Linked DNA regions of Homo sapiens: region 1 is linked to region 2. A link is an interaction called in ENCODE POLR2A ChIA-PET data of the cell type or tissue named here. Cell type or tissue: HepG2. All regions are shown on one strand. Links, peaks and the distances in the headings refer to the core of each region. The heading gives the core; the rest is flanking DNA. Region 1 overlaps NOS1AP (nitric oxide synthase 1 adaptor protein). Region 2 overlaps NOS1AP (nitric oxide synthase 1 adaptor protein).

Region 1 (4,398 bases), core at 252-4,251, 120 kb before region 2:
CTTACCAAAAAAAAAAAAAAAAAAAAAAAAAAAAAAAAAAATCAGCAGCAGCAAATAACCTATGCATCTGAAATCCCTACCTTGGGCCAACTGTCTGGGTCTCCTGACCTGAAACAGTAAAAGGAGCCACAAGAGAGGAGAACACTGTTTGGGGAAGAGTCTAGGACACTGAATTCAGTTTGGCCAGGGCCAGCTGAAACAGGAAATTGCAGCAAAGATGCAGCTTCTGGAGAAAGACCTGTTGTAATAAAAAGCTCCCAGTTTGGAGTGAGGGGGGTGGAAAGTGACCAATCTATAAAACAAACTCTAGGAGCCACCTCAAAATAAAATGTTCCTCAAGGTCATCTGTGAGCCCTTGTAAGTACTTTAGAACTGCCTGACAGATGCTAATTAACTCTCCTGACTCCGCAGCCCCAGGGAGATGTGAATGTGTTTAACTGATGAGCACATTCAAGCTGTACTATTCCTGGAGCTCTAACTGCTTCTTGAAAGACCTTTTGAAGAAAATATTTGGTAACATCATAGAACGTCCAAACTGAAATGGACCACAAAGAGCCTCTTTAGAGAGGAAGAAGGAATAATAGAAAGAATATGGACTTGGAGAAAGATCTAAATCTAAATCCCAGATAAGGAATCTACCAGCTGTGTGAGTGCCAAGAAGTCACTTAAACATCTAAGCCTCAATCTTTCTTATCTGCAATATGAGGATAACACCACCCATACCACAGATTGTACTGGTAAAATGCATTGCCCTGTTCCCAGCTTATAGTGATCTACAGTTAGAGTATAATTTGTAATATGCTATAAACTATGGCATACTATAAAGTATTGTGGTAGTTAATTTAGAGCACACTTTCCTCATGTCCCTTCTCCTTTGTACACATTCACCAGTCGCATCCTCTTGTGACACGCTAGCTACTGTAGAAAACACATCCATGAGATTCTCAAGGCCTCCCACTCCTTACCCTAAAATGGCCAACATGTTTGCCAGCAAAGTGGTGGAGGAGCCAGCTTGCCAGCTTTAGCTCTGAATTCCATGTCTCTCGTGCTCCATCATCATCTAGCAGGCCCATGGCTTTGCCCTTTAAAACCACTGGCCCCTGCTGGGGAGGGTTAGTCACATGGGACAGTGGTAACACTCACGTTTGCACATTCACCCACAATGGTTCATGTCAGTCCCATCCAACAGCATCCTCCTAAACTGCTCCTGGTCACCAGAAATCCCAGCTCTTTGCCTGTGTTCTATAAACTATAGCCCCTGATACAAGAAGAAGGCCTTGCAGTTACATGATGCACATTTAATGAGGACTTAAACAATCTATAGGCATTGACCAAGAATCTACTATAGTCAAGACCCAGGGCGAGATGCTGAAACGAGGCACTGACTTTAAAAAGCATTTAGAGACAAAGATACAAATGTTTCATCATCCTTCATCAAAAACAATTACTCAAAAAATAAGAAAATGATTCTTAAAGTACATTTTACAGATGGAAAAGCCAAGTCATCAAAAACCATACCACTCCAGAATGCAGGAATCCTATCTTCCCTTTACCTCTTCAATCACTAAGTAGCCTCTGTAGGAGGTGACATTATCTCCTCAAGATAGTAATCATCATTTCCTTGTCATAGGATACGCCTGCTTCTTATTTTCTGGATTCATGCATTAAAAAAGATAAATCTTCAGCTAAACTACTCATCTGTGTCAGCAAAAACATTTATAAGAGAAAAAAAGTGGCTTGAAATATAAAAATCAAGAGATGTTTAAAAGAAAAAAAACCCAGAAGATAAGTCTGCTTATGTTGAAAAAACTGCATTTCTCAAAAGATCATTATATTCACAAAGGGAGTGACATTTCCTTAGATCTCAGCATCACAGAAGTCAAGGACAAAACTGTTATAGCTAGAAAATCTAGGATTATGGGGAATGCTTAAACATTCACTTATGTGGTTGGCCAGAACTAGACAGGGTTAATCTTGCTTATTTTGATCTTCTAAGGATGAAAAGTGAGAGCTTTTTTCCTCATTTTTCTAATGTTTTCTCTCTGACAATTCATAACTGAATTGGGCAAAGTATAAGTTTTCTTCTATATCTGTAACCACCCTTGGCTTCACCCATGAGAAACAGACTTAACTTGAAGGCTCAAGCAGTAAATATTTCTTGAGGAATTAGTTCATTTTGCACCTATAACAGGATATCAGAGACTGATAATTTATAATGAACAGAAATTTCTCACAGTTCTAGTGGCTGGGAGTCCAATATCAAGGTGCTGGCATCTGACAAGGACCTTCTTGCTGCATCGTCCCATGGCGGAAGGAAGAAGTGTGGAGAGGGCAAGAGAGAAAGAGAACAAGAGGAGGCCAAACTCGCCCTTTTACAACAAACCCACTCCCTCCATAATGACATTAATCCATTTAAGAGGGCAAAGCCCTTTTCACCTAATCACCTCTTAAAGGTCTCACCTCTTAATATTGTGACAGTGACAATTAAATTTAAACATGAGTTTTGTTAGGGACAAACATTCAAACCATAGCAGAGACCAATTAGGCACCAGGCATGTACCAGCATATACCAAGTGCTATAGAAGAGCACTGCCCAACAGAACTTTCTGTAATAATGGAAATATTCTATACCTGTGCTATCCAATACAATAGCTGCTGAACATACAGTTTCTGGGCACTTGAAATGGGGCAAGTGCAACCAAAAAACTGAATTTTATTTTTAATTTTATTTTAATGAATTGAAACTTAAATTGCCACACTTAGCTAGTGGCTATTATATTGAATACACAGCTATAAGGGACACCAATATAAGAGAAAGCATGGTCCATGCACATATGTGAAACTGTGCCCCAAAGAGTTAAAGAAACCAGGGATTAATAGAAATTCTTGAGTTCACAAGATGGCAGGTAATTAAAGAAACAACTTGCTGAAGCTCCCTCCACTTACGAGATAAAATAACTACTGAAATCTATTGGAACCAAGATGGCCAATTAGAGTGCACAGAATGGGCTTGCTGACCTCACAGCCTGAATTTCTACTGCATGCTTCATACTACCTCCCCTTGAATTTGCACATGCAATCCATGAGGCAACATGCAGAGATAACTGTGCATGCCCAAGGAATTTCCAGACCTCCCCTTTCCTTCCACCAATCATCCATTAATCTCAGAATCCACCCCCTGGGCTGGATGCAGTGGTTCATGCCTATAATCCCAGCCAGCATGTTGGGAGGAGGAAGTGGCCCGATTGCTTGAGCTCAGGAGTTTGGGACTAGCCTAGGAAATATGGTGAAACCTCCTCTCTATAAAAAATACAAAAATTAGCTGGACATGGTAGCACACACCTATAGTCCCAGCTACTCAGGAGGCTGATGTGGGAAGATCATTTGGACCTGTGAGGTTGAGGGCTGAGGCTGCAGTAAGCCAAGATTGCACCACTGCATTCCAGCTTGGGCAACAGAATGAGTCCCTGTCTCAAAAAAAACAAAAAGAAAAAAGAATTTACCCCCTGAACCTTTTCTAATAAATATACTGCCTTGGGCCAGTTGTGGTGGCTCACACCTATAATCTCAACATTTTGGGAGACCAAGGAGAGAGGAACACTTGAGTTCAGCCTGGGCAATATAGTGGGACCTTGTCTCCACAAAAAAAAAAAAAAAAAAAACAAAAAAAAAAACAACTAGCTAGGTGTTGTGGTGCATGCCTGTAGTCCCAGCTACGTGGGAGGTTGAATTGGGAAGATCACTTGAGCCCAGGAGTTCAAGGCTACAGTGAGCCATGATCATACCACTGCACTCCAGCCTGGGTGACAGAGTGAGTGAGACCCTATCTCAAATATGTATGTGTATATATACACACACATACACACACACATATATATATATTTATACACACACACAGACACACACACACACACACACACACACACACATATATATATTTTAAATAAACCCAGCCTGAAGAGACAGATTGGAGCTTGACTCCTGTCTCCTTGGGAGTCAACTTTCAATATAAAGCTTTTATTTTCTTAAAAACCCAGTGTCACAGTGTTTAGCTTCTAGTACATTGGGAAATGAGCCCCTTTTGCTCAGTAATAGATGATCTGCATGTTCTCTCTGAAGAAACAGGACAAGGACACATAAAACGTTGACTCATAATGACAAGGTAGTAGAAAATGATGGCAAGTGAATGGCATGGGGATCAGGGGCTGCGGGAATTTGAAGAACTCAGGGAAGATGTGACAGAGACAGCAGGACATGAGCTGAGAGGGCCTAGTGGGAGAGCAGGATTGTTTAGGCCAAAGATGGCATGACACCATATTGCTGTACTCAGACTACCTCTATTCACACAGCTCATAGGCCACAGGCATTAGCTGAGTTCATACTAAGGAATTTACAGAT
Region 2 (4,398 bases), core at 331-4,330:
TCTCTCCTCCCCAGTTAGCTTATCTCACATCAAGTTCATGGGGCAGGAACTGGATCTAATTCTATGTACTACTTCATGCCAAGCATGTTCTTGGCATTCGTTGAATGCCGATTACTTCTACAGGCCACAAAAAATAATAACAACAATCTATAAATACCTTGGCTTCCTGCAGTTGAGAGGAATTAACCACACTGCAATTAAGGAAAAGCTGGAGAAAACATTTAGTTAGCAGCTTCTCAAGGCAGACAATAAGATTAAGGTAATAAATACCAGTTCCAACATATTTCTTTGGAGATGTTTCATAAAATAGTCCAATAAAATGCTAAAGACCACCCAATGCCACAGCAGAATGCTAACCACATATGAGTCACTCAAAAGCCAAAATTGAACAGATTCATCTATCATGTAAAAGGGATAGAAGAATAAACATCAACAATTTATACTGCTGCCAGATTATAAAAAGGAAAGCTTGTTATAAAATCTAGTTCACATAAAATATCACACTTTTAGAATAATAAGACAGCAAGAGAGTATGATTTCATTCATAGACTTTTAGATAAAACTATAAATGGTATCTGGGTTTAGGCACAATGGTAACCAAGACGGGTATGATATCTACAATAATTGGTCCTAGGCAAGAATCAATAGATAAGACAGATAAAGGATAAAATATGACAAAACATTTGTTAAGATTAGAAGATCTTCTGAGGCAACTTAGGAAAGCATTACCAACACAGTGCATCTAATAAAATAATGACTTGTCTTTGTTAATACAGTTTAATTCAAAATTTCAAAGATTAAACCCAAGAATATAGACAAATTAAGCGTACTAATATAATAAGCACACACCTGGAAAATATTTTAGGTAAATGGCTGCTACAGAATGAACTCAGATGGGATATGAAGCAATGGACCCAGAAATCCCAGCCAACACGTGATATTGCAATATTCCATCATTTACTATCACACTGGACCTCACTGATGCAGAAGTTTCCATTAGGCGCCAAGTCAAAAGAGATCACAAAAGAAAAGACAAGTAAGTGTATAGCTCTGACAGAAGAGCCAGAGCAAACAAGGAAATTGGGGCACATGCAGGCAAAGTGGAGAATCTCAGCAAGAAGAGAGCTCTGGTTTCAGAAACAGACCTTTATCCATGGCACCCAGAACACTGGTAACTGGGGAAAACTGAAGGAGTGTGGAACCTGGGAGGGGTCACTCATAGATTTGCAGGGCTGGAGGAATCAATATGGAGACCTGTGGGTTGGGAAGCTATGCTATAGATTCCTATTATGTCATCATCAAAATATTTTATACCAATAACAGTTTCAAACCAAGTTTACTACTACTTTCCATATTGCTTTAATGAGCTAAGATTAGGCTGAGCAATTATTAAGTGCTATCATTAAATAATAATCATCTGATTGCCGTGATCTCACTTTATCAGATAATCCTGTCCAAAGGCAATTCTCCTGTGTTTCACTAGACCTGAAGGTCACGGAGAAATCTCTGTATTTTTTTCTTGACTTTATCTTTCTACAAAGATCATTTCTCCTATGAGGATCTTATCGAGGTGGGTAGAAAATTATTTTACATACTAGCATCACTTTGTATCCATCTACTCTAATCTCTCCAGATGTAAATCCTCCCATCACAAGCTTCTTCCTATGGATTCTCTTGCCTGGGGAGGCATATTTGAGTTGCATTTCCTCCAATGTGCGTCACCTTCCCAAAGAATCCAAGGATGCCATCAACTTCTGTTAGAGGGAGCATTATGTTTGGTATAGCACATCCGGTATTTGGCAGAGTCAGGAGTCCTTCACCCTCCCAGGAACTGTACTTTGAAACTTCCCATAATCCTCCACTGTGATCATAATGTTTCAGCTCACCTTCCAGGCAGGCCTAGGAATCACATGTCTGGGACACACACATGCCATTATCACCAAATAGATTTCTTGATAGTCATTTAAAGGACCCTTCACTGTGCAGTTTACAGTTTCAAAGTATTTTCACACATCTCATTTGATCCTGGTGACAATCCCATTAAATAAGCAAACAAGGTTGCTACCTCTGTTTCACAGTTAAGAGGCCTAAAGATTAGAGAACTGTAGATACTTGCCCAAAGTTTGACAGCAGTACAGGGAATAATGCCAGACATACTGACTGAGGCCATATGTAAAATCATTTTCTGTCTACCTTGGTGCCTTCTCCTCCTCTCTTTATCTTAATCACATCCTCCCAACCAAAAAGAAAAAAAAAATGCCGCCTTATAACACTGGAGCTCACAGAATGGTCCAAGAGGCCCATAAAACGGGCTGTTTCAGCTGAGCTTGGACAGCAGCTAAATCAAATCACCTTTGAATACTTTCCAACCTCCCAGGGAAATGTCCCTGCAAGGACATTGCACTTTGGATCAGTCTGTTTACCAATCTAAATGAGAGCCTCTTTCCATGGGAAATCACAGACTTAACTATTCCTGGCCCACATCCCTCAACAGCTAATATAATAAAGACCCTAATATCTCTGTGCTCCCCTTTCTGTCCTATTGTGGCTTGCTGCATTATTAAAATGCAGCTGATTCTGTGTCAAGTGACAAGCCACAATAGGGCAGAAAGGGGAGCATAGAGATATTAGGGTCTTTATTATATTAGCTGTTGAGGTATGTGGGCCAAGAATAGTTAAGTCCATGATTTCCCACGGAAAGAGGCTTATTTAATAAAGTTATTTTAATACAGTTATTTGCTTATTATATATGCTTCCTACTGCACTGAGAGCCCGCAAGACTAAAGATTCCTTGAAACTCGAAACCTAGCACCTAGCACAGAACACAAGCAAGCGTTCAAACATTCGATCAAATATAAAATACGCAGTAGTTCTAAAGGGTCATGCTTTTCACTATATTCACTGGCCCCTGCTGTACAAGTTTGAAGGGGAAACTCCTCCATTTGCAGAAAATGGTAAGAAAATAGGAAAGCATTTCTGTTTCACTCACAACTAAGTCTTTTTTCTAAACCTGTTTGCCTAAGTTTCAATTTTCTTTTATCCATAAAAAGATGGAAGGGAATTAAATTTGTAGATGCCAAATCTGGACTACCCGACCTACTTGATCCCAATCCAAAAAATCTGTTAGGTCTAGAGTAAGGACTGAGAATTAGTAACATTTTTTAAAATTCCTTAGATGATTCTGATGATCAACAATCCATTCACCCACCAAATGTTAGGGTACACACTAAGCAGTTTTTATTCTAATAAAACTGATGTGTCATCTGCCTGGCTGACTGCAGAGTCAAGTTTTAAAATGCTAGACTAGGTGACTTCTCAGCGGTCTCATTCTTCTCTATAAAAAGCCTCTAGAAAAGCCTTTTCCTTGCCTTAAATAAGTCTTACTCTGATGGGAACCTCAGCAGAGATGGCCTAATGTACTTGTCTGTTCCTCCTATTCTTGGGAGGTGGCAAGAACAGGGCTTTCAGCAGGTGCCAGCATAGTCACAGGGATACTGCCTGAGAAACAGAGCAGGGCAGCTGAATGCTCAACACCTGTAATACTAAAGCTCTTAACAGCTCTTGAAGGGTAACCAGTAAGTATCCACTAGGTGCAAAGCACCACAATTGACCACTGGGGTGAAATAAAAACTCACATATTTGTTATTGAGCATTGTGGTCTCTAATGTCGGAAAGACCTGAATTCAAATCCTAGTTCTGCCACTTACAGGCTGAGAGATCTTAACTTAGTTACTTACCCTCTCTGTGCCTTTGTTTTCTCATCTGCAAAATGAAGAAGATGCAATCTTCCTTATAGGGCTATTGTTATTATAGCCATTATCAGAAATAGCCGTAACTCCACCTGTACATATATACAATGTCTGTAATGCCATACATTGAACAGAAGCTCAATGTATGGTAGCAGTTGCTATTTCTACATTGCAGCACTAAATTGGTACTAAGAAAGATAGAAAGTCTAGCACAGCATCTCCCTTAGTGAAAGGTTTATATTCGACACTCAACCAACAAGTATAAATTAAACCCAAGTAATTAATTAAGCATATTCATTACTGTGGGAGTTAGAGGTCTCTATCCTCAAGGGACTTACAATTTAGATGGGAAAAGTTAATATGCATAAATCAATCACAGATAATACAGGCATGATATTGCATTTAGCTGTGTCATAAGCTCTGCAAACACTGCCTAGGCCAAAAAGAGGGAGACGGCATGTCCTCGAGGGGCTGGCGATGGGTCAGCAGTGCCCTGGTGGCTAGGAAGATTGATTCAGTTTTTTCAATACATAGTTAAGCGTCTGCTGTGGACCCAACACCAGGCTTACCAAGAGATAGAGCAGTTTAATAAAACAGAATCAATAACTCAAGGAGCTCACATTCTCATGAAGACCAGTGTCAATGTATT

Evidence for each region. Peaks named below come from ENCODE experiments on the same cell type or tissue, not always from the same donor. Only the 100,000 strongest peaks of a DNase experiment are listed, where the experiment ranks them.
Region 1: POLR2A ChIA-PET joins it to region 2 with 5 read pairs; 3 of 35 experiments call an interaction of 5 or more read pairs at or near these places.

The regions. Positions count from the first base shown.
Region 1 is chr1:162,251,134-162,255,531 of GRCh38, reverse strand. The region is part of intron 2 of NOS1AP (nitric oxide synthase 1 adaptor protein); the gene reads right to left. Among named protein-coding and RNA genes, the nearest start is that of MIR556, 89 kb to the left of the region's middle. In HepG2, for the core only: no CTCF peak of the experiment used is centred there; no DNase peak of the experiment used is centred there.
Region 2 is chr1:162,129,594-162,133,991 of GRCh38, reverse strand. The region is part of intron 1 of NOS1AP (nitric oxide synthase 1 adaptor protein); the gene reads right to left. All of the region lies in intron 3 of LOC105371475 (a long non-coding RNA gene), which reads left to right. Among named protein-coding and RNA genes, the nearest start is that of MIR4654, 25 kb to the left of the region's middle. In HepG2, for the core only: no CTCF peak of the experiment used is centred there; DNase peaks (open chromatin) are centred at 1,831 and 2,371.